5 separate regions of the Mus musculus genome follow, and regions 1, 2, 3 and 5 are each linked to region 4. A link is a loop called in an ENCODE intact Hi-C map of the cell type or tissue named here. Cell type or tissue: gastrocnemius. All regions are shown on one strand. Each heading gives the region's core, and the rest is flanking DNA. Links, peaks and the distances in the headings are about the cores only. Region 1 overlaps Lrrc37a. Region 2 overlaps Gosr2 (golgi SNAP receptor complex member 2). Region 3 overlaps Gm884 (predicted gene 884). Region 4 holds the start of Arhgap27 (Rho GTPase activating protein 27). Region 5 holds the start of Plekhm1 (pleckstrin homology domain containing, family M (with RUN domain) member 1).

Region 1 (6,339 bases), core at 1,608-5,607, 100 kb after region 4:
CGGAGTGTGGAGGGCCTTTTGGGGTGCTGACATTGGCCAAGGACAAGGAAATGGTCTTCTGGCAGGAATCTGGCACTGGCCGTGACACGGAAGTAAGCTTCCAATAGGAATCTAACTTTAGGCTATAATAGGGAATAGTAGGTTAAGGCAGGAATTTTAATCTTAGGGTGGAACAAAAGAAGTAGGCCTCAGGTAAGATATTGGGCTTGGACAAGGAAGTGGGTTCAAGTATTTTGGTCATTATGACAAGCTCTTTTAAACAACTGTTGCATGAGTAATCACAAGACTTTGCTTACTTCCTTGCTAGTTCCTTATTGTACTGCTCACCCTTAATGCTTGCATGTAATTAAAATGGTATAAAAAGCAGATTGGGAAAGTAAAATTTGCTTTCAGTCTCAGAATTGACTGGGGTCAGGCTACAATGTTGTCTAACTATCTTTTTTCTTTTTAATCCTCACTCCTGGGCTGGAGAACCTGTTGACTGACTGAGCGAGCTTGGTCATTGGAGACTCAGTGACAAATTGTTGCTGATACTGAAAATAATCATGGAGGGTGACAGAGGTGCTCAATAGACAGGCAAGTGTCAGGGTGGGTGTGTATGCTTAAAACAAAGATGGCGGGAGCAGACACTGATCTATAGAAGTGTCTCTTCTGAACTCAAAGGTCTCATTTGGGTTGGTCACTCACAGGAAGAAGGGTCTGAGCAAACCTCCAACCTATGGAAAATTTTCTCTATTCCTGTCATCAGAATATTAGAAATTATGTGAGGCCTCAAACAGCCTACTTTAACTCATACTTTATGGTTAAATGGTAACATGGATCACATCAGCCAAATCTGGATTATTTTTGTGTTTTATAGCTCTTTGGTATAGTGTTTGGGTGACAGTGCAAGGCCCTGGGTTTGATTTTAATATCACACACACACACACACACACACACACACACACACACACACACACTGATACACACACTATACACATGCAAACATGGACACACAGACAGATGGACACCCCCCTCCCCCCATGGACAGATGGGATTGGAGAAATAAAGACCACAGTGAAGTATAACATAATCATATCATCACATAATAAATGTGTTTCAACCACCAAGTGATATTTGCTTCAGACAAGCTTATCATGGCTTCACAGTTAGATGAGAGATGCTTGAGGGGAGAATGCATGGCGTGTGGCAGTGGGGGCCCATTAAGTGAACACCTTTCCCGCTGGCCAAGAGGATGGGATCTCAGGTCTAGGGTGCTGGAGACAACATTCCGGTGGGTCAAGTCAATTGGACCACTTCTCAAAAGGGTGGAACTACCCTACAGGAAGGGAGATACAACTTAAGCTGTGCTGATGAGACAGGAATAATTTTCCCTTTAATGAGACACTGTGTTTTTCCTTCCCAGAATCCCTGTCTGCTTTACAGCAGCTGTGGACTCTCTATGACCTCCGAGTCTTGGCTATGAAAGGTGTGATTTTTTACCTTCCTTTCTTCCTGACTCCTTCTTCTAGATGTTGACCACAGCCTAATGTGCTTTTTCTAGTTCTTTGGGGCTTTTTACTCTCCCCCTACCCCTGCCCCGCCACCCTGTGGTGCTACCTGCTCCCCTTGGCTGCATAGCTGCTTATAGTGGTATAGCTTCCCCCTTCCTTCTATCTGATCTTTCTGGGTAGTGGCCAAGCCTGCAGCTTATTCTATTTGTCTACTCTAATTTGCCTTAAGATTCATTTGAGTCCATTCCTAAATATTTTTATTAGAGACTAAGAACCCCTAAGCTAAGGGACCCTAGCTTCCCTGGTAAAATGTAGTGACTCTCGTGGAGCTTCCCAAATTCCCATGAAGTACCACGTAGAAAACTAACCAGAAGAACATCAGTATACCACCACTGGATGACCAGACGTGAATGCATAGACCACCTGAAATCCCAGTTAGGAGGGCCGTATCGGGTGTTTGACCTGATCTATTCCCGAGGAAAGAAAATAAAGCCAGATTGAAATAAAGACGTGTAAAACAATCAAAACCTTCAGTAAGAAGCCAGACTGGAAGATCACAAGTTCAAGGCAACCTAGGCTACAGGAGGAGACCCTGCATCATAGACGAAAACAAAAACTCAACAAGAACACAGACATCTCATTCAATGTGGGCCCTGCCTTAAAGGAAGTATGCAGTAAGAGTTTTTCTTGGTTTTTGTCATGACTAGACGACACTCCAGAGCACTGGCTACTAAAGAGTTAAGATGACAAGGACACGGACACCACTTCAGATGAGCTAGCAGGAAGCAGAGCTTTGGATTCCAGACAGGCTAGGGAATGCCTATGTAGCTGAAGATGACATTGACTTGGAAGGACAGATATTCATCACTGTACCTGGTTTATATTGAACCCAGGACATCATGCATGCTAGGCAAACACTACCCACTGAGCTACACCTCCAATCCAGCTGAATGTCTTTTAAAGACATTGCTTTCTCATACACTGCTGGTGAGAGATGCTAAAGATCACACTCAGTGGAAGAAGACAGATCCAAAAGGCCACACCCCATGGGGTGTCATTTGCAAGATGTTCTAGGAAAGGGAAAACTATGGGGTTGAAAATAAGGTGGGTGGATCACAGGGCCTGGTGGTGGGAGGGGCAGGAGGAGCATTTTGGATGGGACAAGCAGTCTATATCAGTAATATAATAGTGGCTAGGGAACTAACTGTGAAAGCTAGCCAACCCATGTGCTTGAATGCATTGCATGAAAATTATACCCCAGTAACTCAAGAAATAAGGCAAACCGCAAAACATTTAAAATATAAGAAACTGTAAAGAAATCTAGGGCTGGCTAGATGGCTCAGCAGATTAAAAAGTCTCCTGCTACACAAACAAGTTTGATCCCTAGAACCCACAGCCTAAGGATCGAACCAACTTCTAAAGCGGCCCATTGACCTTCATACTCACACTGTGGCATTCATGCCTACACACACACACACACACACACACACACACACACACACACACACAAACACATATACACACACACACATACACACACACACACAAACACATATATACACACACATACACACACACACACAAACACATATACACACACACACAGAGACACATACACAACACAGACACACACACACAAACACATATACACACACATACACACACACACACATACACACACAAACACATACACACACACACACATACACACACAGACACACACACACACAGACACACACAAACACATACACACACACACAGACACACACAGACACACACACACACACACACACACACACACAGACACACACACACACACTAACATTTTAAAACCAAATCGAGATTACTCTAAGAAGATAAACCTTACAGATGTTCCAGCTCCAGCATCATCATGAGGATGTTCTCAACCATTGTCAGTTGCACCTGTGTGGCCCCCAGGTCCCTGAAGGAGAAAGCCAGACTTCATGAGGAACCATTTCGTCACACGCTGACTCAACCTTCAGCTTTCCTATAAAACTAACTGGCTCAAGAATTCACTGATGGGGTTGGAGGGACGGGAGGTTGAAAGCCCATGGTACTGCTCAGACCTGAATTCAGTTGCCAGTAGCTGCGCTGAGGCAGCTCACAACCATGTGGAACTCCAACTCCAGAGTGTCTGCTGCCCTCTTCTGGCCTCTCCAGACACTTGCACACATGTGGGCATATCAGCATACATATATATATAATATACAGGTAAACACAAATAAAAATAAAATCTTGCTGCCATAGAAGAGATTATTTCACAAATCGTCTTTTGAAAAGAGGAGTACTTTTGCCATTTCCATCCTCAGGTGAGTGAACTCGGCGTCTTTATTGTACCCTCTCACCTCTCACTTTTATATTGGAGTCTCCCTACTCTAACTACCACTCTATAGTTCTTATTTTTCACTTAAATTTCAAATATGTAATGCCCATTTTAAAGTTCTGTCCGTCTGCGCAGACTATTCATATTAAAGACACAGGAAAGCTGGGGTATTTTAATTTTTGAGACAGGGGTTCTCCTGTGTAGCCCTGGTTGGCCTGGAACTCACTATATAGACCAGGCTGGCCTTAAATTTTCAGCAACCTGCCTGTTTCTGCTTCCTGAGTGTTGGGACTAAAGGTGTGCATTACCACACAGAGCCTTATTTTTTTATTTTAAAAAATGCTTATTTGTTATTTATGTGTGTATGTGTGCATTCATGTGCCTGTTGAGGCCAGAAGACAACAGATGCCCGAAGACAACAGATGCCCTGGTGTTCCAGATGGTATGAGCTGCCTGATATATGTGTGAGGTACCCACAGCAGTCAGAATGTCATATTCTTGAGAGGTGGAGTTATGGGCAGTGAGAGGCTCATGTGGGTGCTGGAAATCAAACATGGCTCCTCTTTTTAAAAGTAGTATACCCTGGTGTTCGGCCTTTAAGAACATTGTTCTTTCAGAGGACTAGGGTTCCATTCCCACATCCACAGGCTGGCTCCCAGCTGTCTGTAGCTCCAATCACCTGGTGCCCTCTTTGGAATCTACGGGCACTGCATGCATAGGCTGACAGGGTAAAACATCCGTACACTTGAAATGCTTTTTTATTTTAAAAAGTAGTATACACTTATGGCTCCTTGCTTTCTGAGATGGTAGCCCTGCATGTGCTTACATACACATCTCTGGTCTTCAACGCTATTTCACCCTCAGCCGAATGCCTTGCCGGTTGTTTCTTTATTCTTTTCAAATTTTTCCATATACATATTTGTGTGTGTGTGTGTGTGTGTGTGTGTGTGTACATATGCCACAGTTGTATATGTGGAGGTCAGAGGACAAATAGTGTGAGCTAGTTCATGAACTCGGGTCTTCAGGCTTGGTGGCAAGCCCCTTTATTTGCTAAGCTAGCTTGTCAGCCCCTAACTGTTATTTCTTTTCTTTTAATTTTAATTTTTAAAACAGTGTCTTGGTGTTGTGCTGGCTGGTCTGTAACTCACAGAGATCCCCCTGCCTCTGCCTTCCAAGTGCTGGGATTAAAAATCACACCACCACTCAGGAACTCTGCCAGACCAGTGGCACAGGTTCCTTCTGGTCTGTCTGGGCCAGCGCTCTGAGCAGACCTTCCCCAGCCCCACCACACCCAGAGACAGCTCCACTCCCAGGCACTCTAACATGCCCAGGATCAGAGGATCCCAGGATCTCAGGAGCTTGGTCACACCAAGATCTCAAGGTCCTAAAGGCAGCTTGACTCCCAGGAGCTCAGACACACCCAGGATCTCAGGATCGCTGGATCCCAGAATCACAGGATCACAGAGACAGCGTGACTCGGAGGAGTTCTGACACAACCAGGATCACAGGAAGGACAGACTCCAGCCAGACATAGCCAGGGCAGGTAGCACTAGAGATAAAAATCCTTTGGTGATGTGAGGGACATTCAAGTACAGCCTTATTACAATGAACTCCAATGTCCAAAAACTGCTTTTATTTTGTGTTTGTACCACTGTAAGCCAAGATTTTAAGATCCACTAAAAACAAACAAACACACTTTATCTATTTATGTTCACTAAAAATTAATAATGATATATTATTTTAAAATATACAGTTAATATATTGTAGTTATTTAAAATTTATATTGAGGCTGGGCAGTGGTGGCTCATGCCTCTAATCCCAGCATGCGGAAGCAGAGGCAGAGGCAGTGGCAGGCAGATTTCTGAGTTTGAGGCCAGCCTGGTCTACGGAGTGAGTTCCAGGATAGCCAGGAGAAACCCTGTCTTGAAAAAACCAAAAAAAAGAAAAAAAATTTGTATTGAGAAAAATGTATTTTCAGTATTGCTGTAGACAAACATCTACATAAGACTGTTCAATTGATTGTTGTTTTATATCAAACAACTTTTATAATACTCATTTTTGTTGTTACAATAGTTTATAAATTTTAAAGACTATGATAAAAAACAAAAGGTATTGCAGGTTTTGAAGGGGGGTGCTCTCCGGGAGGAGTTGGAGTACAAAAGAGAAAGAAGAATGTGATGTAAGTCTATTTACTCAAAATAGGTGGTTTTTTTTTTTTTCTTCTTCGAGACAGGGTTTCTCTGTATAGCCCTGGCTGTCCTGGAACTCACTCTGTAGACCAGGCTGGCCTCCAACTCACAGAGATCCACCTGCCTCTGCCTCCCAAGTGCTGGCATTAAAGGTGTGCGCCACCATGCCCGGCCTCAAAATAGGTTTTTCAATGTTAACAAATTCAGATAAATTGAAATTATGTATCTTTTCTCGTCATAATGCAATAAAACTTAAATCAAAGGTGGGGGGAAGAACAAAGAAAGGAAAAAAAAAAGAATGTGCACCACCTCT
Region 2 (6,339 bases), core at 1,168-5,167, 320 kb after region 4:
GGACAAGCTGATCTCCACAATTAAGTCATACAAACTCTTCTGACTTCTTTAAAAAACAAAAAAACAAAACAAAAAAATCACTTCCATTGACTGTGCTCTCAAATGCAGGTGTGTGAGCCTTCCTTAGGGAGTGTCTTTATTAGCCCATTATACAGACAGGAAACAGACTCAGCAGATGAAAGTCAAGGTTGGGGATGGTGACTTCACTAGGTTGGAGTTGGTGAGACCTGGCTACTGGGTGCTCCTGAGGAGACTTGTAGAGCCACAGTACACTCCTTCCTAGGTAGTGTGGTCCTAACAGCTTGAAATTCAGGAATGACTTAGGCCCTTCCCTACCCTTTTGGGTTCCAGAATGACATGGTACCTCCACCTGCACCTACTCCCATCCTGTGTCCCCCTCCCCAGCTTCCCTCCCTCTTCTTTGCTCAGTGCCCCCTAAAGCCAGTTCACTGAACACTAAACCCACTCCTCCTATCTGCCTAGGTCCCTGCCTCAGTCTCCAGCCCACTGCAGTACCCTTCAAGAGAGCCTACTTACCTAGTCCTGTCCCTCTGGATCCCAGGCAACGCTGCCCCAAGTGCCTGGCATCTAATTGCCGCCCCATACTATCTAATAATTAAGTTGGCCTCTTGATGGCCCTTTTGCCTCTGCCTCCCAAGTGCTGAGATTCAGGCCTTCATTACCATTCACAGCTTAAACGGACTTCATGGTTTTATATGTATGACTGTTTTTTCTGGGGGCGGGGGCATATGTGTGCACATGCATGCACATGCATGTGAAGCCAGAAGAGGGCACTGGATCCCCTGAACTGGAGCTACAGAGGGTTGTGTGAAACAATGTGCATTCTAAGACCGGAACCTGGGTCCTTCGCAAGAGCAGCAGCTCGTGCTCTATAGAGAGTAACCACTCTTCCGCCCCTTAAGTCGACTTTATGTTAGAAGGTGGCAATGCTGGGTGTGAGCTTTTTCCTTCACTGGGTTTCCCAGGGGGTCCCCATCTTTAACCAAGTGCAAGTAAGAGTGACCTTAACACTTATATTCCCGTGTCTTCTTATCAGAGATGACTACAGCTCTTGTTCTGAAATTCAGCTTTTGGCGTGGCCAACTGAGGGTCTTCTGGAGTCCCTAGACTGTGGTAAAAGGCTGCTTTCTGCCACAAGTGGAAAAAGAAATGGTTTCTCGTCTTAAATTGCTGTGGACACCGAATGCACACTCTAACTGTAACAACAGAACTTGACCAGCACGGGGAGACTGAGGTTTCATCTCTAAAACTTTTATCTTTCCCAAATTCACATCTGCAGAGGTCCCGTGGCTCTGAGGTTGCCCTGCCCTCCCACAGAGGGCATCTACTCCTTGCCTCTCTCACCCTGTGTCATGTGTCAGCATGTGTCAGCATGTGTCAACATGTGTCAGCATGTCCCGGACACAGAAAACTCCTCTTAAAAGTGTGGGGAGGCTACAGGGTGGGCTCTGCCCACATGACACCTGTTGCCATATTGGTGATGAGAGAAATCAATGTCTTCCTGCACCGCCCACACCCGTATCTCTGACAAGTTAACACCCACCACGCAATCAGCTCTGCCTCAAGCCTCTCTGTGTCTTAAGGGCAGCCAGCTCTTCCTGGGCTCCAGGCAGCTGCAAGGGATGGGGTGCAGGGATGGGGTGGGGATGGGGTAGGGGATGGGCAGCAAGCCCTCCCAACAGGTGTCTGTTTCCTGCAGCCAAAGGCTAGTTAGAGCGTATTAACGTGACAGACACCCTGCTCTTCTCAGCCCCTTTGGCTCTTCATCTCCTCCAAGCCCGTTATTGGCTATCATCTCTGGAAAAGCCCGACCTAGTAAATGTCCCTACTGGGACAGCTGTTGAGAGACATGGTCCCTCAGTTGTGGGGACTCTGTGTTACCTTGTCCTCTGGCTGGAGGACTAGGGCTAATCTCTGAAGCTAGATGGGGTTAACAGTGCACCACACTGGGAAGGCACTGTGAGCCCTCCCAGGAGAGCCTCTGAGAAATTCCAAAAGAACCCAGGCTCTGTCCCACACCAGGTAACTCAGAGCTTCTTGGAACTGACCCCTAAACTTAAAAAAAAAAAATCCTCCAGGAAGTGGCCAAGGCTGAGAAGCACCGCTTTAGTGACAAGAACTGAGCTTGTTGTCACTGTGGTCCCCTCTCCACTCCCTCTCTGGACTACAGCAGCCTCAGCAGCGGCTCAGCAGCTCTCACTAACAGCTGGAAGGAGGGGCTCTAAGACACCACCACTGGAATGGCAGAGTCAGAACAGCCTCTCACGTGGCCCGTCCCCTCACTCGGGTACCCAGAATTGGTCATCACTGTCTCCCACTATTTACTAGGGACTGGGATGACTGCTCCTGCTGACCTTTCTACTTTAAAACCCGACGCTAGTCAGTTTCTGCCCTTTACTTCCCCATCTGCTGCTGCTGAGCCCCCATGAGCATGTGGACCACAGCATTCGTAGCCATGAACTCAGGGTTAGGCTTCTGGGTATGACCACAGCTGAGCATTGAGCTCTAAACCCGTATGATGGGGCTAGGCTGGATTGAGGCATCTCCTGTAGGTCACTGACATGAGAGCTTGTGACCATATGACTGCCTACTATGTGCTGTGTGCCCTGACGCCCAGTAGGCAGGGAACACAGAGCCCCAAACCAGGTGTGACGTGGGAGAAGGGCTGAAAATGCACTATACAGATAGTGGAGGGCTGGCCTCTCACCCTGCAGTACTTTACTCAGGAGACAGAGCGCCATCAGCCAGTGAAGACCACCACTGGCCAAGGGCCATTTTAGGCCCTTCCTGATGGCCTAATGTAATAGAACCAAGAGTGAAATCCATGAGGGCCATCTAGTCTCAGACTGGCATTCGTGTCTGCAGCCGAGGTTATATCTGCACATGACATTTATCTGGGCAATGCACAAGGTCCACTCTGCATCCACACTGACAGTCAAAGTAAAACACTTCCACGTGGGGGACCGTGGTGTAGAGATGAGAAACGTTCTCCATGCCTGTTTGTAGCATGCAGAAGTCCTGAGGGGCGGGATGGAGTCCTGAAAACTGCTCGGGTTTCCTTGGTCATCTTTTGCCAGACTTCTAGAGTTCTAAAGCAGCCCAGAGCTACTGTACTGCCAAGAAACTTGCACCTCACAGGAATCAGCATCAAGCAAGGGCCTGAGAGGATCAGCCATGAGTAGAGATATATCACCCTCTAGTGGCAAGGTGTGGACATGGCACCTTCTAGCACCTGGAGACATTCGTGCTGCCTTGTTGCTCATTCCTGGCAGAGCATCTTCAGGGATGGGAGAAGCAGGTTGGTGGAGCTGGGACTACAGCCACACAAGGAGCCAGCTTCTCTGGAAAGCCATTAGCCCACTGTCTGCACAGCAGGCATATCACAGAACCTAACTCAGAGGATTGGGAAGGCTGTCTCCTACACTAAAGGCTATGGGGAAGCTGGCAGTACAAAGGGTCTGTCTGGTCTTGGCCTGAGGACAGGTGACACCCCACCCTATTCAGTCAGCAACATGCTCCTCTGCCGTTGCGAGTTACAGGAGGACTCCCAGAGATATGGCGAGAGGGCTTTATGACCTGTGTTCAAGTTCTCCTGATATGACATGCCTCTGCCTTCACGTTTATAGTCCTAATTTTGTATTTTAGCCTATCTATTTCCTTTTATGTATATGGTGTTTTGCCCGTATTTCTGTGCACAAGCTGTGTGTGTGCCTTGGACCTTCCTAGAAGAGGGCACTGGATCCTCTGGAACTGTAGTGTGTAGTTAATATGGCTGTGAGCCACCATGTGGTGCTGGGAATCAAACCCAGAGAGAGCAGCCAGTGCTCTAACTGCTGAGCCCTCACCCCAGGCCCTACGTCCTTGCTTTAATTATGGGACCTGAACTGCTGATGGAACACAGTGCAGTGTGAATGCCAGGCTAGCACCCTGGCACCAAATGACAGCCCCAGCCCCCAGTTGTTTCTAAGCCCTTAACTCTTCTGGAATGAGGTAGGTAGGCTACACTAAGACTTCACTGGAAACTTGCCAGTCTTGCTCTTTGTACATATGCAGAGCTGGTTCCAGATTCTTCCCAATGCTATCAAGAGAACAGCTATCTAAGAGGTAGCGGCTCCAGCAAACACATGGCAGTTTACCTGGGAACCTTCAGAACTGTTCTGAATCAGGTCTGGGATGTCTTTCACTTTCTACAGCTGCTTCTGAGACAGCTAGCTACCCAGCCTATGGCTCTGAAACAGTGTATATGAATGCTCCTAGCCTAGGAACAAAGGGGTAGTCAAGACAAAGAATGCCAAGTGCTTCTTTAAAGTTTTCTAAATAAACCTCAACTTTATTCAGCTGACATGTTCTGAAAACAAGGGGTGTAAATAAATTGCCAATCAAAGCTATTTAAATTCAACAAGGCAAGCTGGCTTTTGAGAAAAAGCTTGAAATGAAACCTGTAAAACCTACTATTTACTTGGTCCTTGGATTTAGCATTCCTTCAAGTGGCCATACATGGAGAATACATCTATTTTCTTAGTCTTAGATTCCTTCTGGCACCCTACTAGCTTCAAACCCTGTCACTTAGACGACTGTACCAAGGTGCACACATCATCTGCTAGCTGCAGCTTCTGACAAGCTCTGATAAGGATGCAGGCCTCCTCCACTAGAGGGCATCCCACTCAGGCTAGGGGCCCTTCCCTGCTGGAGCCTGTAAGGACAGTTTGCCCAATCAGGTCAGAGTCATCTCACAAGGCACTGAATGGAAATTTGAGGGAGGGCAGCCTGGGCAACCAGCTCAATGCCCCTTGAGTCCAGATCCTCTGCGTCCATTCCCTGCCCCCAGGCAGTAGTGCTGACCTCACCACAAATTCATTCCAAAGGGAGACCTGGCTGTGAAGGTGGAACATCAAGTTCACTAAAGCCAAGGACTGCTACAAAGGTGGAAACCCATTATGTACTACAAAACACTGCTCCAACAGCCAATGAAGGGCAGGGGCTAGGGCCTTTGCTGCCCACATTTTGAGTTCAAATGGCTCAATTACAGCTTGTACATCTTCCAAAGCATGCTGTCTGGTGGGATCTTCAGGTGCCAGGGGGCACAGGAGTCAGGTCTGTGCAGTACAAACTCTATGGCCAGCCAAAAGCCCATGCCCATCTGCCTCCCCAAAGTGAGATCGAGGTGTGGAGATGCTGCAGGTCTCCTGTCTCTAGGGCCACTGTTTCCACTCTGCAGGACTAGAGGGGGCACATTCCCCCTTTCTGACCAGCTATGGCACATTTAACCTACAGGGAAAGAGCAACAGACATTGCATCTGACCAGAACTGAGCTAATACCCAGGAAACTCAAGTTTAAAGTGTGTATAGTTGATAAAGTTCCCCAAAAGGATGCCACAGATGTACCCGAGAGACCAATACGGCTACACAAGGGGAAGGGTGAGACGTAACACCTACTGTGAAGAGGGAGACAGCAGAGGACGCTTAAGCAAACATAGGAAGTAGGTAGGGCAATCAAAGGATGGATTAATACTGACCAGTTTCCAGTTCTTAGGAGTTCTGGCATGTTTTTCCTACTAGGAGGCTACTAAATTTAGAACTGTTTGGGTGGACAGGGCCTGTGACTGATGAACAAATAAACTCACTAGATCGTTCTAGTACTTGCAGAGATTAATACAATGTGTGCTCAAGATACATTAACCCTCACACAAATTCTGCATTGCACCAGGTACTGACACAGCCTCAATCAAAAAGTAAAAATGCTCTGGTCCCTGAAAGTCTCACAAAAACACACTTCCCAGGGACATCCCCAGGGTGGCCTGAAAGGGCTGGGGAAAATGGAGGCTTAGCTGATTGATATATTGCTAATATGTTTCAAGGGGTAGATAGTCAAAGAACTTGAGAGGGCAGAACTAGATGAATCTGCAGCTGACAAGTCGCCCATTGCTCATGGCTACTTTCAAAGTGGCAAAGGCCCATCTGTCAAAGCCTGGGTGCAGGTGCCAAGCTACCGTCTCTGAACTGTAAGAGCCACTGCCGTATTAACTGGAAAACATTGGTGACTCAGGGCTTCCGTGTCCAGACTGAACACTCCCTGGGACACTGACAAACACCCAGCAACCATGGCATGGAAACACTTGCATTATCAGCAGCAGCACTGATGTCTCTGCTTCCCTGGAGTAGCTGCTTCCAGGAAAGGGTGCTGGTGTTAGCAGTTAGTCACCTACATGTCATGTTTTCTTAGGGGCTGGGGCCAGCCAGTGGCTAGAAGCAAGGATGTGAGAACTGATCTATCCCAGAGGGCACAGGGAAAGACCTCTCTCCTCATCTTCTCACTTG
Region 3 (6,339 bases), core at 1,245-5,244, 200 kb after region 4:
ACCATGAGACAGGGTTTTTCTTAAGAGCAGGATTCTTCTTACTGAAAAGGACAGGGCTTTTTCATACTCAACAAAAAGATAGAAGTTTTTTCTTTCTCTGAGCAATAAAGGTTGAAGCTTATTTTTTGTCCAGAATAAGAGTTCTTTCTGCACTGGTGCTTGCTCAACGAAATCTGTTGATGGGGGCTTTTGTTCCATCCACCAAGTGTCTGTGTGTGTGTGTGTGTGTGTGTGTGTGTGTGTGTGTGTGTGTGTGTATGTATGTATGTATGTATGTATGTATGTATGTATGTGTTCATGTATGTAAGTATGCACAAATACTTGTGGAGTTGATGAGATAGGTGGTTGGGCCCAACATGTCTGTGTGTATGGATAAAGGTGTGTGTTTCTGTGCATAATACCTGTGTAAGTTTTTCTTACTGCAAGTATGACTTTCTTTTCCTGGCTCACTAAAAATTAATTGCTCCAAGCCTCCCTCTTACCTAGCCAGTAAGAGTCGAGGCCATAAAGAAAAGAACTCTAACAATTAATCTTTACTTAATTATCTGCTGCTGCCAGCAGGACCTAATTACCAAAGGTATATCTGTATGTCTGCCTATATGGATGTACACTTAAGAGTGAGAAGAGTTTAGAGTTTCTTGCTGGGCAGTCTTGTCGGCTCCAGATATTTAAGTTTTATTCTATCAGTCATATTGACCCTGTAAGTTGCCTGATGCTATCACTGGGCCCATCTGCTATCAGCATGATCCCAATGCCAGATACTTCCCTCCAGCAGCTGCATTCCAGAGAGAGAGAGAAATGAGGCTCCCAGCAACCAGAGGACCCCTATGATAAGCACACTTAGCCAAGTGGCTGGGTACAAAATCAACTAAAAATAATCAGTTGCCCTCCTTTATACAAACAGGATACGGGTTGAAAAGGTAATTAGGGAAACAACACCCTTTACAATAGACAGAAATAGTATAAAATATCTTTGTATAACTTCAACCAAGCAAGTAAAAGACATGTATGACAAGAACTTCAAGTCTCTGAAGAAAGAAACTAAAGAAGATATCAGAAGATGGAAAGATCTCCCATGCTTGTGGATCAGTAGGTAGGATTAACAGTAAAAATGGCCATCTTACCAAAAGCAATCTACAGATTCCATGTAATTCCCACCAAAATTCCAACACAATTCTTTACAGACCTTGAAGAAATAAGTCTAAACTTCATATGGAAAATCAAAAAACAAAACAAAACAAAAAAACCCTAAATAACCCAATTTAAAATGGGGTTCAGAGCTAAACAGAGAATTCTCAACAGAGGAATCTTGAATGGCCAAGAAGCATTTAAAGAAATGTTCAACATTCTTAGTTATTAGGGAAGTGCATATCAAAACATCTGAGATTCCACCTTATACCCATCAGAATGGCTAAGATCAAAAACTCAAATGACAGCACATATTAGCAGGACGTGGAGCAAAGTGAACACTCCTCCATTGCTGGTGGGAGTGAACACTGGCAGTTTCTCAGAAAATTGGGAATAGTTCTACCTCAAGACCCAGCTATACCACTTCTGGGCAAATACCCAAAGGATGCTCCACCATACTTCAAGGACACTTGCTCAACTATGTTCATAGTAGTTTTATTTCTAACAGCCAGAAACTTGAAACAACCCAGATATCCCTCAACCAAAGAATGGATAATGAAAATGTAGGTCATTTACACAATACTACTCAGCTATTAAAAACAAGAACATCATGAAATTTGCAGGCAAATGGATGGAACTAGAAAATATCATCCTGAGTGAGGTAATCCAAAAGGACATGCAAGGTATATACTTACTCAGTTATAAGTGGATATTAGTCACAAAGCACAGGATAACCACACTATAATCCACAGACCCAAGAAACCAAATATCAAGGAGGGTACAAAGAAGAATGCTTGAATCTCACTCAGAAGTGGAAATAAAATAGATATTGGAGGTAGATGGAGGGAGGGAACTAGGTGGGAGAGATGAATGGGGCAGAGGAATCATGTGTAGGGACAGCAGGGCTCGAGGGAATGGAAACTGGTGGCGGATGGGTGGGGTGTCATCTCTAAGATGTGCCAGAGATCGGAGATGGGGAAGGCTCCAGGGAGTCTATGGGGTAACTCTAGCTGAGACGGCTCTCAGTGAGGGATATGGAGCCTGAAGTGGCCACCTCCTGTAGCAAGGCAGGACTTCCAGTGGAGGGTTAAGGACACCAACTCAACTAGAAAATCTTCTACCCAAAATGTGTCCTGCCTACAAGATATACAGGAAAAAAGATGGAGCAGAGACTGAGGGAATGACTGGCCCAACTTGAGACCTATCCCATGAGCAGCAAACAATCCTTGACACTATTAATGATACTCAGATATGCTTGCAGACAGGAGCCTAGCATAATTGTCCTCTGAGATACTTCACCCAGAAGCTGATGGAAACAGACACACAGCCAAACATTAGATGGAGCTTGGGGGGTCTTGTGGAAGAGTTGGGGGAAGGATTGAGGGACCTAAAATGGATAGGAGCTCCACAAGAAGATCAACAGAGTCAACTAACCTGGACTCTTGGGGGTTCCCAGAGACTGAACCACCAGTCAAAGAGCAATCATAGGCTGGACCTAGATACCCCCCTCCATACATTACAGATGTGCAGCTTGGTCTTCATAACAGGTCTCCAACAACTGGAATGGGGGTTGTCCCTGACTATTGCCTGCCTGTGGATCCCATTAACCTAACTGGTCCACCTTGTCTGGCCTTAGTGGAAGAGGATGCACCGAGTCCTGCAGTGACTTGATGTGCCAGGATAGGTTGGTACCAGGGGGAGAGGCATGGACTCCCCCTTCTCAGAGGGGGAGAGGGGAGTATGGGGGCGGAGAGGCTGTTGTGGGGGCTGTAATAGTGATGTAAAGTGAATAAATAATTTAAAAAAGAAAGATCTTTTTAGGACTTGGATAAGAACTTAGATAAGGAGAGGCCTGAAAAAAAAAAAATCCATGCTAAGTTACAAGCAATAGAACAAAAATTAGACAACTCTTCAGATGAATCAATCTGAAGCCTATGGTGCCACCTTTTGACAAGACTGCAAAATGGCAGCCCAAGCCCATTTGACAAGCTATAATGATCCTTCCAGCTAAAATAAGACAATTAGCTCCAGATGAGAAATCTACAAGGGCTTAAGAAATTTGCACGGAAGATCATAGTCTTACAGAGTCTTAAAAAGATTTAAAGAAGTAGTAACACCCTATGCTTTACATTTACCCTATGTAAGACAGATACTTAATAATTGGGCCACACAAAATTGTATAATTCCAAAAGACTGTAGAGAGCTGATGTCAGACATCTTAGAATCTGACCCTCAACTACAATGGCTGACATGGTAGAAAGATGAGGCTTCAGTTATGGAGCAACAAAACCCAGACAGAGGCATCAATATTGTCAAGGATCAGTTGCTAGGTAAAGGTCAATATTCTGAATTAAAAGTACAGATTATGACCTTGGGCGTGGAGTCGGAGGACACCCCCAAAGTCCCTAGAGGACTCTCCACGTGATCTTAGGACCACCGGTGAGTGGAACACAACTTCTGTTCCATTCCAATCGCGCGCGGGACCTGAGACAGCATTAGGGAAGCAGAAAACCTGACCTGACCAGGGTCACAAGTCCCTTCTGGTTAGTGCCAGCACCTGGTCACCTTGGGTGCGGAGTTGGTGGACACCCCCAAGGTCCCTAGAGGACAGCTTCTGAGGCAGACCCCATTTCAGGCTCCAGACATCTGGGCATCTTTCCTGCCAGAGGAGAGGTGTCTGCCCTGCCCTGGGAGGGCTTTGCTGGAGCACCTCGGGGAGCCATCTTGGTTTCCAGATCCCTCTGAGACTAGTCTGCGCAGATGAGAGTGTGGAATACAGAAGCTAACAGCTTCTGGGACAAGCCAAAGTGAGACAGCTTCTGGGACAGGCCCTGTTTCAGGCCTTCATCTTATCTTCTACCAGGAGGCAGGTCCTAAACCAGATATCTGTGCACCTTCCCTGCAAGAGGAGAGCTTGCCTGCAGAGAGTGCTCTGACCACTGAAACTCAGGAGAGATCTAGTCTCCCAGGTCTGCCGATAGAGGCTAACAGAATCATGGGAGGAACGAGCTCTAACCAGAGACAACTATAACAACTAACTCCAGAGATTACCAGATGGTGAAAGGCAAACGTAAGAATCTTACTAACAGAAACCATGACCACTCACCATCATCAGAATGCAGCACTCCCAACTCACCCAGTCCTGGGCACCCCAACACACCCAAAAAGCTAGACCCGGATTTAAAAGCATATCTCATGATGATGGTAGAGGACATCAAGGAGGACTTTAATAACTCACTTAAAGAAATACAGGAGAACACTGCTAAAGAGTTACAAGTCTTTAGAAAAACAGGAAAACACAACCAAACAGGTAGAAGTTCTTAAAGAAAAACAGGAAAACACATCCAAACAGGTGATGAAAATGAACAAAACCATACTAGACCTAAAAGGGAAGTAGACACAATAAAGAAAACCCAAAGTGAGGCAACTCTGGAGATAGAAACCCTAGGAAAGAAATCTGGAACCATAGATGTGAGCGTCAGCAACAGAATACAAGAGATGGAAGGGAGAATCTCAGGTGCAGAAGATTACATAGAGAACATGGGCACAACAATCAAAGAAAATGCAAAGAGATCCTAACTCAAAACATCCAGGAAATCCAGGACACAATGAGAAGACCAAACCTACAGATAATAGGAGTAGATGAGAATGAAGATTTTCAACTTAAAGGGCCAGCAAATATCTTCAACAAAATTATAGAAGAAAACTTCCCAAAAACCTAAAGAAAGAGATGCCCATGGACATACAAGAAGCCTACAGAACTCCAAATAGACTGGACCAGAAAATAAATTCCTCCCGACACATAATAATCAGAACAACAAATGCACTAAATAAAGATGGAATATTAAAAACAGTAAGGGGAAAAGGTCAAGCAACATATAAAGGCAGGCATATCAGAATTACACCAGACTTTTCACCAGAGACTATGAAAGCCAGAAGATCCTGGACAGATGTTATATAGACACTAAGAGAACACAAATGCCAGCCCAGGCTACTATACCCAGCCAAACTTTCAATTACCATAGATGGAGAAACCAAAGTATTCCACGACAAAACCAAATTCACACATTATCTTTCCACGAATCCAGCCCTTCAAAGGATAACAACAGAAAAAGAAACAATACAAGGACAGAAACCACGCCATAGAAAAAGCTAGAAAGTAATCCTTCAACAAACCTAAAAGAAGACAGCCACAAGAACAGAATGCCAACTCTAACAACAAAAATAATTTTGTTGCAACAATTACTTTTCCTTAATATCTCTTAATATCAATGGACTCAATTCCCCAATAAAAAGACATAGACTAACAGAATGGCTAAACAAACAGGACCCAACATTTTGCTGCTTACAGGAAACCCATCTCAGGGAAAAAGACAGACACTACCTCAGAATGAAAGGCTGGAAAACAATTTTCCAAGCAAATGGTCTGAAGAAATAAGCTGGACTAGCCATTCTAATATCTAATAAAATCGACTTCCAACCCAAAGTTATCAAAAAAGACAAGGAGGGGCACTTCGTACTCATCAAAGGTAAAATCTTCCAAGAGGAACTCTCAATTCTGAATATCTATGCTCAAAATGCAAGGGCAGCCACATTCATTAAAGAAACTTTAGTAAAGCTCAAAGCACACATTGCACCTCACACAATAATAGTGGGAGACTTCAACACACCACTTTAATCAATGGACAGATTCTGGAAACAGAAAATAAACAGGGACACAGTGAAACTAACAGAAGGTATGAAACAAATGGATTTAACAGATATCTACAGAACATTTTATCCTAAAAGAAAGGGATATACCTTCTCAGCACGTCATGGTACCTTCTCCAAAACTGACTATATAATCGGTCACAAAACAGGCCTCAACAGATACAAAAATATTGAAATTGTCCCATGCATCACCATGGACTAAGGCTGATCTTCAATAACAACATAAATAATAGAAAGTCAACATTCACGTGGAAACTGAACAACACTCTTCTCAATGATACCTTGGTCAAGGAAGGAATAAAGAAAGAAATTAAAGACTTTTTAGAGTTTAATGAAAATGAAGCCACAACATACCCAAACTTATGGGACACAATGAAAGCATTTCTAAGAGGAAAACTCATAGTTCTGAGTGCCTCCAAAAAGAAACTAGAGAGAGCACACACTAGCAGCTTGACAACACACCTAAAAGCTCTAGAACAAAAGGAAGAAAATTCACCCAAG
Region 4 (6,339 bases), core at 1,061-5,060:
GCCTCCTCCATTCACGTAGACTTTGGGATGATGTAATCTGTTCACCCTTCCAACTGACCAGAGCATCTCTTTCCTTTAGCTACCAAGCTGTTGCCAGCTGCCTGCTCTTTCCACCTACACCCTTCAGCCCCTGACCCACAGCCTTCTGTCTTCTGCAATCCCTCCACAAGCCAGCCTTCTGAGGGCCGTGTCGGATAATGTCCTGTTGCCTTTGACTTGTGCGCAGTCACCTTGGCTTTCAGGCCCCTGCTTGTCCTCCGTGGTCCCTTCCTTTCCTCTTGAATTCCTCTTTTCATACTTTTGACAACTCTGTCCAGGTACACCCCACCTGTTCCCCTCCACGTCCCCTCCAAGGCCTCTGTAAGCAGCACCACTGGCCATACCAGTATGAGCGGGAAACCAGGACTCGGCCAAACCGTTCTTCCCCAGCCCAGGAGTCCTTCTCAAGCCCATTCCATTCCCTACCGAGAACCTTCCGGTGGCTTCAGGATAACTTGGAATTCCCACAAAGTCCTGCCTGATGGTAGATATCACAGCTAGCACAAATGGTGGGCTAAGACAGGACTACGAGACCCCCATAAGGGCCTGTCCATGTCTCTCCTCTGCCCTTGCTCTACAGCACCCTCGCCATAGCTCCATACAGCCTGAACAGTGTGTGGCAGGGGCGTCTATCCCTCCCAGGCCGTTGTGCTACCATCATTCCTTAGGTCTGCAGGCTCACGGGGTGAGGGTAGAGGGGGTGGGAGGTGGAAAGGTTGGGGGGGTAGAGGAGGTAGATGGAAGAGGAGTGGGTGGAGGGGTGGGGGTGTTGAAGCAAATAGACTTGGGAGATTGTGGCTGGAGGCTGTGAGTAGCTATGAGGGTGGGGAGTGGGAATGGGAGTATGAGCAAGGGCGTGTGTGTGTGTGTGTGTGTGTGTGTGTGTGTATGTGCAAGCGCACACCTATACTCTTTGGAAAACAGCCAGGATCACCTTCCAGGAAATTCCTTCCCATGTTGCCTGGGACAAGGAAGGGCAAGGGTGAGATTTCCTTCCCAAGGGAGAACAAACAAGCCATCCTTGCAGTTTGCTGGGGACAGAGTGTCCGGGGGGAGAGCCACAACAGAGAATGTGCTATTGTTATACTCCGGAGCAAACAGGACCAGAGATGCTGAGTACTCAGTTGAAGCCAACGAGTTCATTAGAGACAGGCAGCAGCCTCTTTGTCCTGCATCCAGATCTCTGGCAGACTTCATGGTTCCCTTTTGTGTCTGTAACAGTCCACCTTCAGAGGTATCTCCAAACTACTGGCAACAGGGAGCTTGCTGGGAGCGCGAGGAGGAACGGGGGAGGTACTGCTGGTCAGGAACCCTGGGGGATTTCTGGATTGGGAAAATTTCTCAGGCGATTCTGGAAGCTGGGGTGGAGATGAGGATTCCCTTTCTCTGGTCCCAGAGCTTGGGTAGCTATAGCTGCCCTTGGAGACTTACATAGTGCTGGGTCAGGAGTGGTGGGGTTGCAGCTCCTCGCTTCTTAATACAGTGGAAGAAAGCCCTTGGCCAGACGCTGGGGAACTCAAGCACAAAGGTGCCATTCCCACAGCCAGGAAGGAGCTCGCTCGTGGGGGCAGCAGACACATTCCCAACATTACTAGGACTCACAATCTGGAAAGGCCCGGGAGTTCCCTAGAGGAAGACAGCCTGCTCAAGGGCGCCAGGGAACCGAGCGCGAACGTTTAGCCATCTATAGACCACAGGCGCCTGACCAGCTAGCTGGTGGGTAATGAGGACGACCATTGATCTGCTGCAGACACTCAAGCCCGCTGAGTGTTGTTCTCCGCAGTGCCCACAAGGGGGAGGGATGATCCGCGGAAACCTGAGCGCAGAGGCTCAGGGCTGCAGCGAACAGCGGATGGAACCCTAGTTACTCTACGTGCACCCGCTGGCTCCAAGTGCTTCCACGCCTCACTGCGTTTAAGGTTCACAACTACTTTATTCTTTGGGTATTGTTTACATACGAGGACACCGAGCTCGTCATCACGTGGCAGATGACCCAGCAGAGTCAAATTCGGGTTTCAGTAGCCTCAGAACCTGAACTCTGCTAGGAGGAACCCTAGCAGGGGCAAGGCCAAAGTAGTTGGCCCACGGGCTCGCACCCGGGCTCTCACCCGGGACTCAGTGCCTGAGAGAGGAAGGGAGCTGTGGATAATGCCACAGCGGGTGGCAGATGTGAATCATTTGGAAGCATCCCTTCTCCCTCCCCCCACCCCCCGCAGGCTGTCCCTCCCTTAAAGGCTCCAGAGGACAGGACTGAGAAAGAAGATTCCGAGGCTATAAAGAGTGTTAGAAATGCTGTTTCCAGTGTCTCAGATTAACACAATCGGATTCCGAAAGAGAAAAAGACCTCACCATAACTAAACTTGAAACAAGCCCATTAAGAAATTTTGTTTTTGTTTTTGTTTAAGGAACTGAAATATTGGAAGCTATGCTAAAGAGAAGCAGATGTCTGACTTTCACATCCACCATCTCATCTGACCCAACCTCCACCCTAAGTTTCTAGGGAAGAAGAGAGTCCACCTCTCCAAACTGTTCCTTACCGAGCAGGTGGCGTTTTAGGAACGTTATTCGGCGCATGCATCCGTTATTCGGACATAGGTTAGTTAACATCCCCGCGGGCTTTGGGGCAGAACTCTGTAGTAATCAAGCTCATTTGCATTTTGCATGAAAACGTGAATACTTAATAAGTGAGGTGGAGGGACATCCAGTGGCCTCAGTTAAAAAAAAAAAAAGCATCTAGACTCTGCTGGACTGTGACCTCCCTCCGGCCCCCTCGCTCGCAGCGACCTACCTGCTTTGGGCTCTCTGCCCGCGGAGGGCAGCGCAAGTCCGGAATGGCCTCGTAGACATTCTCCGAGTCGCTAGGCGCCAGGGGCCGGGGACAAACCCAGGAGCCCGCCACGCTGGAGGCCTTGAAGTGGCCCGCGCTGCCGAGGAGGCCGGCAGGGGGCGCGGTACCGCCGCGCGCCAAGTCATCCAGGGACTGCGCCGGTCGCACAGGCGCCGCGGGCCGCACGTAAAGGCAGGCGGGCCCTCCCGGAGCCAGGCTGTTGCGCTGGCCACCGGTGCGCTGTCGTGCAGGGCCACACAGGGAGCTGGCGCGGCCCCGGGGCTCGGCAGAGGACCCATCGGCGCCCACCGGGGTGCTCACGAAGCGGTAGTCGTAGGCCAGAGGTTCCGGGACTGCGGGGCGCTGCTGCGGTACGGAAGGCTGCGGGGCCGGGGCAGGGTCGCCGAGCGCGGGCAGCTCGCGTACGTACTGCGCGGGGAGGTAGAAGGGGCGACCCCCGGGCTCCCGCCGCACGTGCCACCAGTGCTCGGTGCTGCGGCGCAGCAGTCGGTAACGCTCGTTCGGTTGGATGGCGATGCGGCGCCCGTCTTTGCCGGTGTACTCGAAGGGGTGTTCCACCAGCACGTACACGTCCCCCTCGACGTCCGCCGCCATCGCGACCACCGCGCTTTTCTGCAGGCAACAAGAAAAGGAGCCGCCAAGGTCAGGACTGCGCAGCGGGGAAGAGCATGGAGTCCGGGGCTCAAAGACAAGGGTTCGAGTCCCGCTCCTGCCCACGCCCACTGCATTCGGGCTTCAGTTTTTCCTTCTCTGAAATGGGGACGTGGATAAAATCATCTTCAAAGTTCCCATGCTTAAGATTCCATTCTGTGTCGTTGATTGTGAGATATGTGTCTCCCTGTCATCCCTTGGTGAGAACTTGAGGGTGATATAGGAATCCAACTTTACTCTGGGGGAAACCTTGGCTTAAAGATTTGCGGTGACTGCAAGATAGATAGCACATTTGCCTGAAGGTTAGGGGAACCTCATCTTCCCGGTTGGCGAATTGGGAATTAAGGCCCCTTTCCCGTCGCTCTTCTGCCCCCCGTCTCGCCACACCCTGACGCCTCCAGCCTGCAGGGAATCCGTGGAAAGCTCTTAAGTACCCCCTCCCTTTAGGAGTTTGCCCTCTAGGTGGGCGAGATTAACGACGGGGCGCAGGCTCTAGGGCAGCCCCCAAGTTGTTCTACCTTAGAAGTGTCCCTGTCTTATTTAATCCGGTGATTTTGACGTAGGGGCTTGGACAGCTAAGGTTGGAGAACCGGTTCTCTGGGTTTCTCTTCCCTTTCCCAGTGGCTTCGTCGCACACGTGAACCGTGAAGTCTGGCCCGCCCATTAGGGCCAGCACCGCCCCCTGCACGCCAGCTCTTCGGCAGCCTCTTAAGAGGCTTCCTGGTCTCTTCACCTGCCTAGGGGTCCTTCCCTACAAGGAGTGCCTGTCCGGGGGGGGGGGGGTAGCTTCTAGGGAATGCATTGCAACAGTGTCACCAGGGTCCTCTAAATCTCTTTGGAGTGATCATTATAACGCGACCCCCCCCCCCCCCACCAATGCTAGTTTTGTCTGGTGCCTGGTGTGTGTGTGTGTGTGTGCGCGCGTGAACAATCCCAACTGTGTGTCTTCAACAAAGTGAAGCAGGTGGCCTACTCCGGAAGTACTGGTCACTCCAAAACCTTACAATGACCACTCCGTTTATTGCCCTACAAGGTGGCCTGGGGACCAGCAGCGGGGTGTCCACCGTCTTGCTAAGGCTGATTTCTTTTTTCAAGAGTTCCTTGATGATGGAAGGGGTGTAAACTTAGTCACTGAGCATCCTGACCCGAGAGATGGTAAAATGGCAGACCAGAGCTGGCCGAGCAGAATCCTAGAAGTGTGTACCCTTGGGTTACGCCCCCTTTCCCAGGACCCCAACCGTGCACTCACGTTAGCTGGGAGGATCTCAGGCTGCCCATGGGCGGGGCTGACGGAGGGAAGCAGACTAGGCCTCTACCATATCTGTGGGAGGGACTTCCAAGGACCGAGACTGAAGAAACAGCGCGAAACAGGAGACACTGGGAGGAGAGGCGGAGACCGACACTTAGTAGGGCTGTTCCTAGTCCCCAATACAGCTTGTCTGAGAGGATGCGGAGAAGCCATAATGTCTGTGCTGGAGCCCTTGAGGTCTCCAGGAAAAAAAAAAAAGGCATGGGGAAGGGGCTGAGTGGAAGGGGTGCTGATGGATAGGCGAGCAGAGCCCAAGAGTCAGTAGGCCCTGCTCCCCCCCACCCCCTCAACGCTCAGAGGGGTTTGTTGTCCTAGAGGACCTGGCGTTCCGCGGGCGCGATGCTCTGGGAATGCCCGGCGGAGTTGGCTGTCTTGTCCTGGCATGCACATTCCGAGCGGGGCCTTTTGCTCCCTGAATCACGAACTGTGAGCCCTTCACAGCAAGATTAAGAGCACTACCCATTCCGGGAGCACCTCCGCCCTCTGAGGCTCTCTCTGGGAGCAGCCTGTCCGGGCCTGGAAAAACTAGAGTCCCTTTGCAGGGACGCTCACAGACAGGGGAGTGCTGTGTCTCCGGTTGTGTGACAAGAGGACCTGTGCCTCAGATCCTTCCATTATCTGGGGTGAGCGAAGAGAAGGGGAGGGATGCGAGAGCGGTGAGGAAGGCGCCCTTAGCCAGTAGGTCTCCTGTATCTTCTGCTCCCGGTCGTCCCTAGCTATAGCGTCACCAATATCTAAGTCAGCACTGGGGGACTTCGGCTGGTTCACCTCTCGCCCCCAGACAGAAGGCAGCCCTACACCTAAAGCTCCTCCCCGGGGTTTGGGCCTCCGGGCCCTCCTCCAGGTTCGCACTGCTCTAGCCCCAGTGCAGCGAGAAGGGCAGGCGGTGCGCGGGGCTCTAGGGTGGGGACGGCCACCTGGGGGCACCTTTCCCGCCCTCCCAATACTCAGCGCCATCCTCCCCAACGCCATTCCCCCCTCAGTCCAGCCCGGCCCGGGCACCTTAGAACTTTCGCCCGCTGGCCTAGCTTCCACTTGTCCCGGCAGACGCGCGTGGGGTCCGCGTCCGGAGCTGCCTGCTCCACAGCCCTGCTCCGGCGATGCCCTGTTTCCTGTTCAACAATATAACCGGCGGAGAGCGCTCGGCAGAACTTCCTCCCAAGCCGGGACTGGGCTGTGCTTGCAAGAGACAATCCCCGGTGTCCTGGCTTCCTGTCCCCTCTGGGCCGGGCCAGCGCTCTAGGAGCAGAGACGCCACCCTCCCCCCTCTTCCCCAGGATCCTGGGCCACACCTGACTGTCTCCGGGGAGGAGGCGGTGGCAGGGCCTGGATGGAGATCTGCGGGGGAGGCAGTTTCTCTCAGCTTCTGACCAGATTAGACTCCCACTGACCCTCATCCTTGTCGGAGGAAGTCACCGGCCACTCTGCAGGCGGCCGAAGTGCAGTTGCGGGATCCTCCCATTTTGGAAACTACCTGCCTCTTGGGAAAGCA
Region 5 (6,339 bases), core at 791-4,790, 52 kb after region 4:
AACTCTTTCTAAAAAATATTTTATTTCTGAGCAAGATCTTGCTATGTCTCATAGACTGACCTTGAACTTACTATGTAGCCCAGGAAGGTCTTAAACTCCTTGGGAAAGCTTTGAACTCTCATTCTCAGCCTCCTGGGCACCTGTGGTTTCAGGTGGGTAGCACTGTACCTGGCTTTGCGATAGGATTCTAAGGACGTGGGTGCTCTGAGTGAATGAAAAAAACAACTTCGAAGAATCCACTCATTGCTGTACTTCTAGGACCTAGGACTAGTACTCAAAAATCAAAAATAAATAAATAGCTGGGCAATAGTGGTACACGGCTTTAATCCCGACATCTGGGAGGCAGAGGCAGGAGGATTTCTGAGTTCAAGGCCAGCCTGGTCTACAGAGTGAGTTCCATGCCAGCCAGGGCTATACAGAGAAACCCTGTCTTGAAAAAAACCCAATAAATAAATAAATAAATAAATAGCTCAACTCTTGAATGACTTAATAGATACAGGCGAGGCATATAGAACAGATTCATCTATTCAGCAGACTGGGAAGCTGAGGCACAACACTTTACGCTGTAGGGCTACTGAGAAATTTCTGCCAGTACACAAAGCTGCCAATGAGTGAAAAGCAACTCTGAAGGTTGCATCATCATGAGAGACTATTCAAGGCAGAGCTGCATTCAGCCTTCACAGAAGGAGACGGCTGTGGTAAGCATGGTCTCTCAAGACCCTTGCTGACAGGGCCTGAAGTGCAGCTCAGTGGTAGAATATTTGCCTCACATATACAAGGCCCTGGACTAAAACTCCAGCACTGGGCTTGCGTATGGGGGAGGGGGCTGCCAAAGACCCCTCCCAAAGCAAGCCCATTAGAACCTGGTTGGAAATGTCCTTGGACTATAAATGCTGAGCATAGGACTTAAAGACACACATCTGTCTCAACTACTGGGTTCACCTTTACATGTTCCTACAAACCCCAGTGGCTAAGACTAAGTGATCCAGGACCTACAAAAAGAGAAGCGATTTTACAGTCCCTGTACTGTCCTTCAGCCTCCCAGGACTCCTCCTGGCTTACAACATGCTTCTGATGGCCATTATGTTTCTGGGTTCAATAGTGGGGAAGCTCTGCATTCAGCTATGCAGAAAGGAACACTGGGTAGATTCTTCCTCACAGGTGCTAGGACACACTGGCAGGACTCTGTGATCACAACCAACTAACTCCACACTGCTTCCCTGAGGCTCTCTACTGACAGAACCGCCAGCCAAAAGGAAGGGCTGGTTTCCATTACCTCAGGATGAATGAGATGGTTGAGTGGCCACCTCTCACCTCCCAGGTATTTGAATGACACCTACCATTACAACAGCAGGCACAAATGACTTAATAGGAATGCCAGAAAAGCCATCTGTGGAAACACATTTAGGAGATCAGACACTACAAAGAACATCTCCCCCAAGAAGCTTTATACTCAGTTACCATCCGAGTCCCTACACACACCAATTTAGCTGTTTAGTCTGCTGGGCTCTGAACAAGGAGCAGACATGGCTGTTGAGGAATATAGCAAGTATGACCACTAGGGAGCTATACCCTAAATTCTCAAAGTGAAAGAGAGCTGGATCAAGGAAGAAAATGACAGGAGTTGAGTAGATCTAGTTAATAGCAATTCTGGGAAGCCAGGCATGGTGACTCATGCCTACAATTCCAGCACTTGGGAGGTGGAGGCAGGGAGGATCAGGAGTCCATGGCTGTTTAGATTGGCTGTCTTAAAACAATAACAAAAACAAAAAACAAAACCACCCTCCATCCTACAAAAACAAACAAACAAACAAACAAACAAAAAACAGATTAAAACCAGGAGTGGTGACCCACACTGTGAGTTTGAGGCCAGCCTGATCTACATAGTGAGTGATCTGAGAGAGAGATCTAAGGCTAAATAGTGACATGCTGTCTCAAAAACAACAACAACAACAACCCAAAACCCCAAACTAACAGTGATGTTAGGGGGCAGGAATATTATGTACATGCATAAAATTCTCAAAGAATTAATAAATGCATATTAAATTTAAAGTAACGAAAGGACTGGGGGAAGTGGTAGAAACTGAGACAGTCCTCTACAGCAGAGTCGGGGACAGTTTAATATTAAGTCTTAGACAGGAAAGTGCCTGAGAGACCTTACCTCTGTGATCAGCTAGGGAATTAGGTAAAAATCGGTAAAGAAAAGATACACACAAGCCTTGAGATAAAGCTGTGACGTCAGTAACCAAGAAGAAACCGGCAAGTTCAACAGGAGAAAACTTCAGTAGTGGGTCAATGGGAGGGAGGGAGACTTAGCGTGTTTGGGACGAGTGAGCCAGATACGACAGGCTGCGATAAGAAATTGAGCCAGAATGGAGGGTCGAGGGAAGGTTCAGAAGAGATGAGGGATAAACGCGATGTTGAGATAAGAGGTGGCGAAGGGATGTGGCTCGCTCGGATCGGGTTGCAACTGGGCTAAAGAGGGGTCACGAGTGAGGCTACACTTTTGCAAGACCGGTGGTTAGGGGACCCGGCTTGGGGCTGAGGTTGGCTGCGGTGGAGACGGAGGGGAGAGAGCCGGTGGCCACTGGCTGAGGTGGGAGCAGGCCCGGGCTGCGAAGGGCCGAGGTTCCCACCCCAAGTCTCCAGGCGCACAGGGGTCGCGAGTGGCTGCGAGGTTGCGGGCCCACCGCCGGGTCGCATCACCGCCCCGCGCTTCCCTCCACGTTCAGACCCCAGACTCACTCACCGAAGGGATCAGGAGCAGGTGGCGGCGCTCCGGGCGAAGCGAGACCCCCCTCGGTTCCGAGCAGAAGCTGCGGCTCCAAAGGCACTGACAACAGGAAGCGGCGCGCGGCGTCTGACGCCATCACGTCGGCTCCTCGCTACGGCCCCGCCCCCAGTCCTCAAAAACCAATCACTGGGCCTAGAGGAGCCGAGGGGCGGGGCCGTCAGCTCTTCCCTTGCCCCGGATTGCAGGGCTTCTTGGCTCAGGTGAGCGATCCTGCCGCTCTCGCTACTCTGGCTCTGGGTAGCGCAGAGAGGCTGGACCCTTGGAGCTTCGGGACTTCTGCGTCCCGCAGCTCTGCCCCTCAATCGCATCTGTGCAACTTTGGGGTTGTCGTGTTTGCCCCCTTAATCCGAAAATGCGCCCTGTTGCGCCATTAACCCGTATGTTTCCCTAAGGGCATTAGTAGTGGAGGGAGCAAGTGGATCCTGGGTCCAAGTGGGACCTTCAGGTCTGGTTTTTCCGGAGCCAGGAAACAGTTGTTTTGACTTGTCTCATACCACGTGATCGCCCTGAGGGCTCTCTTGGACCTGTTAGTTTAATTTGCCTGCGGTCAGCCCTTTGAGGCATGAAGCCCAGAGGACCTGCTTTTTGTCTTCTCACTATTTAATTGCTTTTGTTCCATTACAGAAAATGACAGCTGTCTCTCGGAATAGACGCGGAAGAAAACTGTCAAATGTAGCAACCGTGACTAATAAAGGGCAGGCTGGGCAGGTCTGAGGACCGTGCCCAAAAGGGAACCTAGGACCTAGGTGTGGGCCATAGAGGTGGTGACTGTAAAAGAAAAGACTCTCTGTGAGTTTATATGAACTTTGCTCCTATTGACTTAGAGGACCTTGTTTTCTTGGTGTCTTCCATCCCCTCTGGCTCCTACACTCTTTCCACCTCTCCCTTGGGGTTCCCTATCTGCTGTAGAAGGAAACTTCTCTAATGATGGCTGAACAAGGCATTGATCTATGAGTACCCAAATGTCATTAGGAGTCATTTTATCACTATGTCTTTTTTTTCCTTTTCTTTCTTTCTTTTTACCAGTTGTGGTTTGAATGTGCTTGGCCCATGGGAAATGGCACTATTTAGGAGGCATGGCCTTACTGGAAGAGGTGTGGCCTTGTTAGCGGAAGTATGTCACTGTGGCTTTGAGGTAATATATATTTGAATATATGTTCAAACATATATATGCTCAAACTCTGCCCAGTCTCTTGGTTGCCTTCTTTTTTCTTTCTTTCTTTTTTTTTTAATTTATTTTATTTTTATTATATGTAAGTACACTGTAGCTGTCTTCAGACACTCCGGAAGAGGGAGTCAGATCTCATTAAGGATGGTTGTGAGCCACCATGTGGTTGCTGGGATTTGAACTCAGGACCTTTGGAAGAGCAGTTGGGTATCTTACCCACTGAGCCATCTCTCCAGCCCTCTGGGTTGCCTTCTAATCAAGACTCTTAAAAAAAAAAAAAAAAAAAAAAAAGCTCCTCCCCCAGCACCACACCTGTCTGCCTGCTGCCACGCTAATGACGGAACCTCGGAACCTGTAACCCAGCCCCAGCTAAATGTGTTCCTTTATAGGAGTTGCCTTGGTCATGGTGTCTTTCACCACAATGGAACCCCTAACTAAGACACCAGTCTTATTTGCTTTTACCCTAGGTCCCTGGGCTATCTGGTCTTTGGTTCTTGGTTACCCCAAGCATGTTGGGTATGGGTTCCACCTGGTGAAGTGGGCCTTAAGTCAAATCCGTTACTGGTCGGTTTCTCCCATAAGCTTGGCGCCCCCATTGCCCTAACATATCTTAAAGGCAGTACGTCATTGTTATGCAGGGGTTGCAGCTGGCTTGGTGTTCGCGCTTCACATTTGGTAGTGTGCAAAGTACCCTCTTGTACCAAAGACACCAGAACATAGGGATAAAGGCTCTGTTTAGGCACCTACTCAGCATCTTCAGGTTCAGTGAGGTGTGCAGGTATTGTCTTAGCAGTGGAATCTTGCTGTTGGTTTGTGGCGAGCAACCTATAGGCTAGGCAACAACTTGGGTTGTTTGGTGATCCCCATGGGCCTCTTTGGCCAATGACTCAATTAGCTGTAACCCAGTCCCTGTACTGGAAGCTTTGTTTGGTGACAAGAGATGGCCAGTTCACAGCCTGTCTGCTGGATCATTTGGAGCTTTCATTTAGATTGCCTTCATATATGTATATATTTTAGGAAATCTGTCCTGTATTAGTTTTTCATATTACCCTTTAAATGCCCCCTTAATTTTAGCTGTCTCTCCCTGAGTAGTCTCTCCCCAAACCCCCTCCTCCTTCCCCACTTGATCCTCCTGTTCCAAGCCCGCATCCATCCATAATCTTTTCCAAAGAAGAGCTGTCTGTCCCCTCTATTCCCTTCCTCTACAGCTACCCGGCGTGGTTCTACAGATTGTAGCTTAGTTATCATTGACTTAACTGCTAATGTCCACATATAACTGAATAGACACCAGGTCTAGGATACCTCACTCAGGATAATTCTTTTTCTAGTTATATTCCCTTTGCCTATAAATTTCATGATGTCTTTTTTTTTTTAATGGCCGAGTAATACTCTGTTGTGTAAATGTACCACATTTTCTTTATTCATCTTCTACGGAGGGACATCTGTTTTTCAATTTCTGGCTATTGTGACTGGGACAGCAGTGAGCATGACTGGACAGGTGTTCTGTGGTAGGACAGGTAGGTTTTGTGTTCCATCCTTTGAGTATATGAGGGAGAGCGAGTTCCCATCTTCCCGAGGAACTGCCAGCATGGGTCTGCACCTGGTCCTCTGCATTTAGGTATCCAGTTTATGTTTCTGTGGGATTTCTGAGTGTGCAAACAGTGGGTCTCAGATTCTGTACCTTCTCTTAGCATGTTTCCCTTCCGTTCATGTGTCCTGTCCATCTTCAATGTGGTACTTTTTGTTTTAACTTATTATATTTTATTTTGTTATGTTTACAAAAAAAAAAAAGCATTCTTGAATGGAAACCTCGCACGAGGGTAAAGATTAACAACTGGACTGTTCATTGTACTTGGTGGGAGAAGGAAAATCAGGTTTGTTTTTTTTTTTTCCCAGTGACACTGGGAATATCAACCCCTCTAGGGCAGACCTCATGTCAGGAGTAGCTGAACCTGACTACACCGTTCTTGTGTGTGTGCCCGCGTGCTGGAGTGCTTAAACTTGGTTACACTTTGTTTTTTTCTTTTTGGGAGTTATCTTGTTTTCTTGGTATTGTATGGGGCCTTTGGGTTTTTGAGAAAGAACTTAAAGTTGGGAGGGGGAGAGGATCTGTAACAACTTGGAGGAGAAGAATGTCATCAAAATGTAATTAAAGTTAAAAATTGTTTTAACTAATAAAAATATAATTAAAAACAAGAGTGGCAAAAGAAAAACCAAACAAAACCAAACCAAGAGCATCTAGGTGGTAGCCCTCAATCCCCCAGTTTACTACTTCTGTGTGTGGTGGGAGGTCATAGATGATTTCATAGAATGTTCTCTCCCTGCCTTTACATGGGGATGGAACTTAGACCAGGCTTGCCTGGCAAATGCTTTTATC

The links. A loop is a pair of places that touch in the nucleus more often than their neighbours do. Peaks named below come from ENCODE experiments on the same cell type or tissue, not always from the same donor. Only the 100,000 strongest peaks of a DNase experiment are listed, where the experiment ranks them.
Region 1: it touches region 4 in a loop (3-fold over the local background); 24 of 42 quality-filtered maps call a loop at or near these places.
Region 2: a loop joins it to region 4, with 4 times the contacts of the local background. A loop is called at or near these places in 9 of 42 quality-filtered maps.
Region 3: it touches region 4 in a loop (6-fold over the local background); 14 of 42 quality-filtered maps call a loop at or near these places.
Region 5: it touches region 4 in a loop (6-fold over the local background); 10 of 42 quality-filtered maps call a loop at or near these places.

The regions. Positions count from the first base shown.
Region 1 is chr11:103,460,996-103,467,334 of GRCm38, forward strand. Lrrc37a reads right to left here. Exons shown (of 14, transcript XM_011249376.2): 7 at 3,361-3,435. Among named protein-coding and RNA genes, the nearest start is that of Lrrc37a, 41 kb to the right of the region's middle. In gastrocnemius, for the core only: a CTCF peak has its summit at 3,658 (motif pointing left); no DNase peak of the experiment used is centred there.
Region 2 is chr11:103,672,529-103,678,867 of GRCm38, forward strand. It overlaps Gosr2 (golgi SNAP receptor complex member 2), which reads right to left. Exons shown (of 6, transcript NM_019650.4): 6 at 4,321-6,339. Among named protein-coding and RNA genes, the nearest start is that of Gosr2, 22 kb to the right of the region's middle. In gastrocnemius, for the core only: CTCF peaks have their summits at 3,227 (motif pointing left) and 4,666 (motif pointing right); DNase peaks (open chromatin) are centred at 3,230 and 4,683.
Region 3 is chr11:103,553,172-103,559,510 of GRCm38, forward strand. All of the region lies in intron 7 of Gm884 (predicted gene 884), which reads right to left. Among named protein-coding and RNA genes, the nearest start is that of Lrrc37a, 51 kb to the left of the region's middle. In gastrocnemius, for the core only: a CTCF peak has its summit at 3,086 (motif pointing left); a DNase peak (open chromatin) is centred at 3,066.
Region 4 is chr11:103,357,420-103,363,758 of GRCm38, forward strand. It overlaps Arhgap27 (Rho GTPase activating protein 27), which reads right to left and starts at 6,273. Exons shown (of 18, transcript NM_001205236.1): 1 at 5,850-6,273; 2 at 4,788-4,915; 3 at 2,828-3,499. The coding sequence starts at 3,481. In gastrocnemius, for the core only: CTCF peaks have their summits at 1,833 (motif pointing right) and 2,977 (motif pointing right); DNase peaks (open chromatin) are centred at 1,840, 2,108, 2,996 and 4,792; H3K4me3 peaks cover 3,831 bases; H3K27ac peaks cover 2,843 bases.
Region 5 is chr11:103,409,844-103,416,182 of GRCm38, forward strand. Plekhm1 (pleckstrin homology domain containing, family M (with RUN domain) member 1) reads right to left here and starts at 2,862. Exons shown (of 12, transcript NM_183034.2): 1 at 2,750-2,862. In gastrocnemius, for the core only: no CTCF peak of the experiment used is centred there; a DNase peak (open chromatin) is centred at 2,901; H3K4me3 peaks cover 2,272 bases; H3K27ac peaks cover 1,574 bases.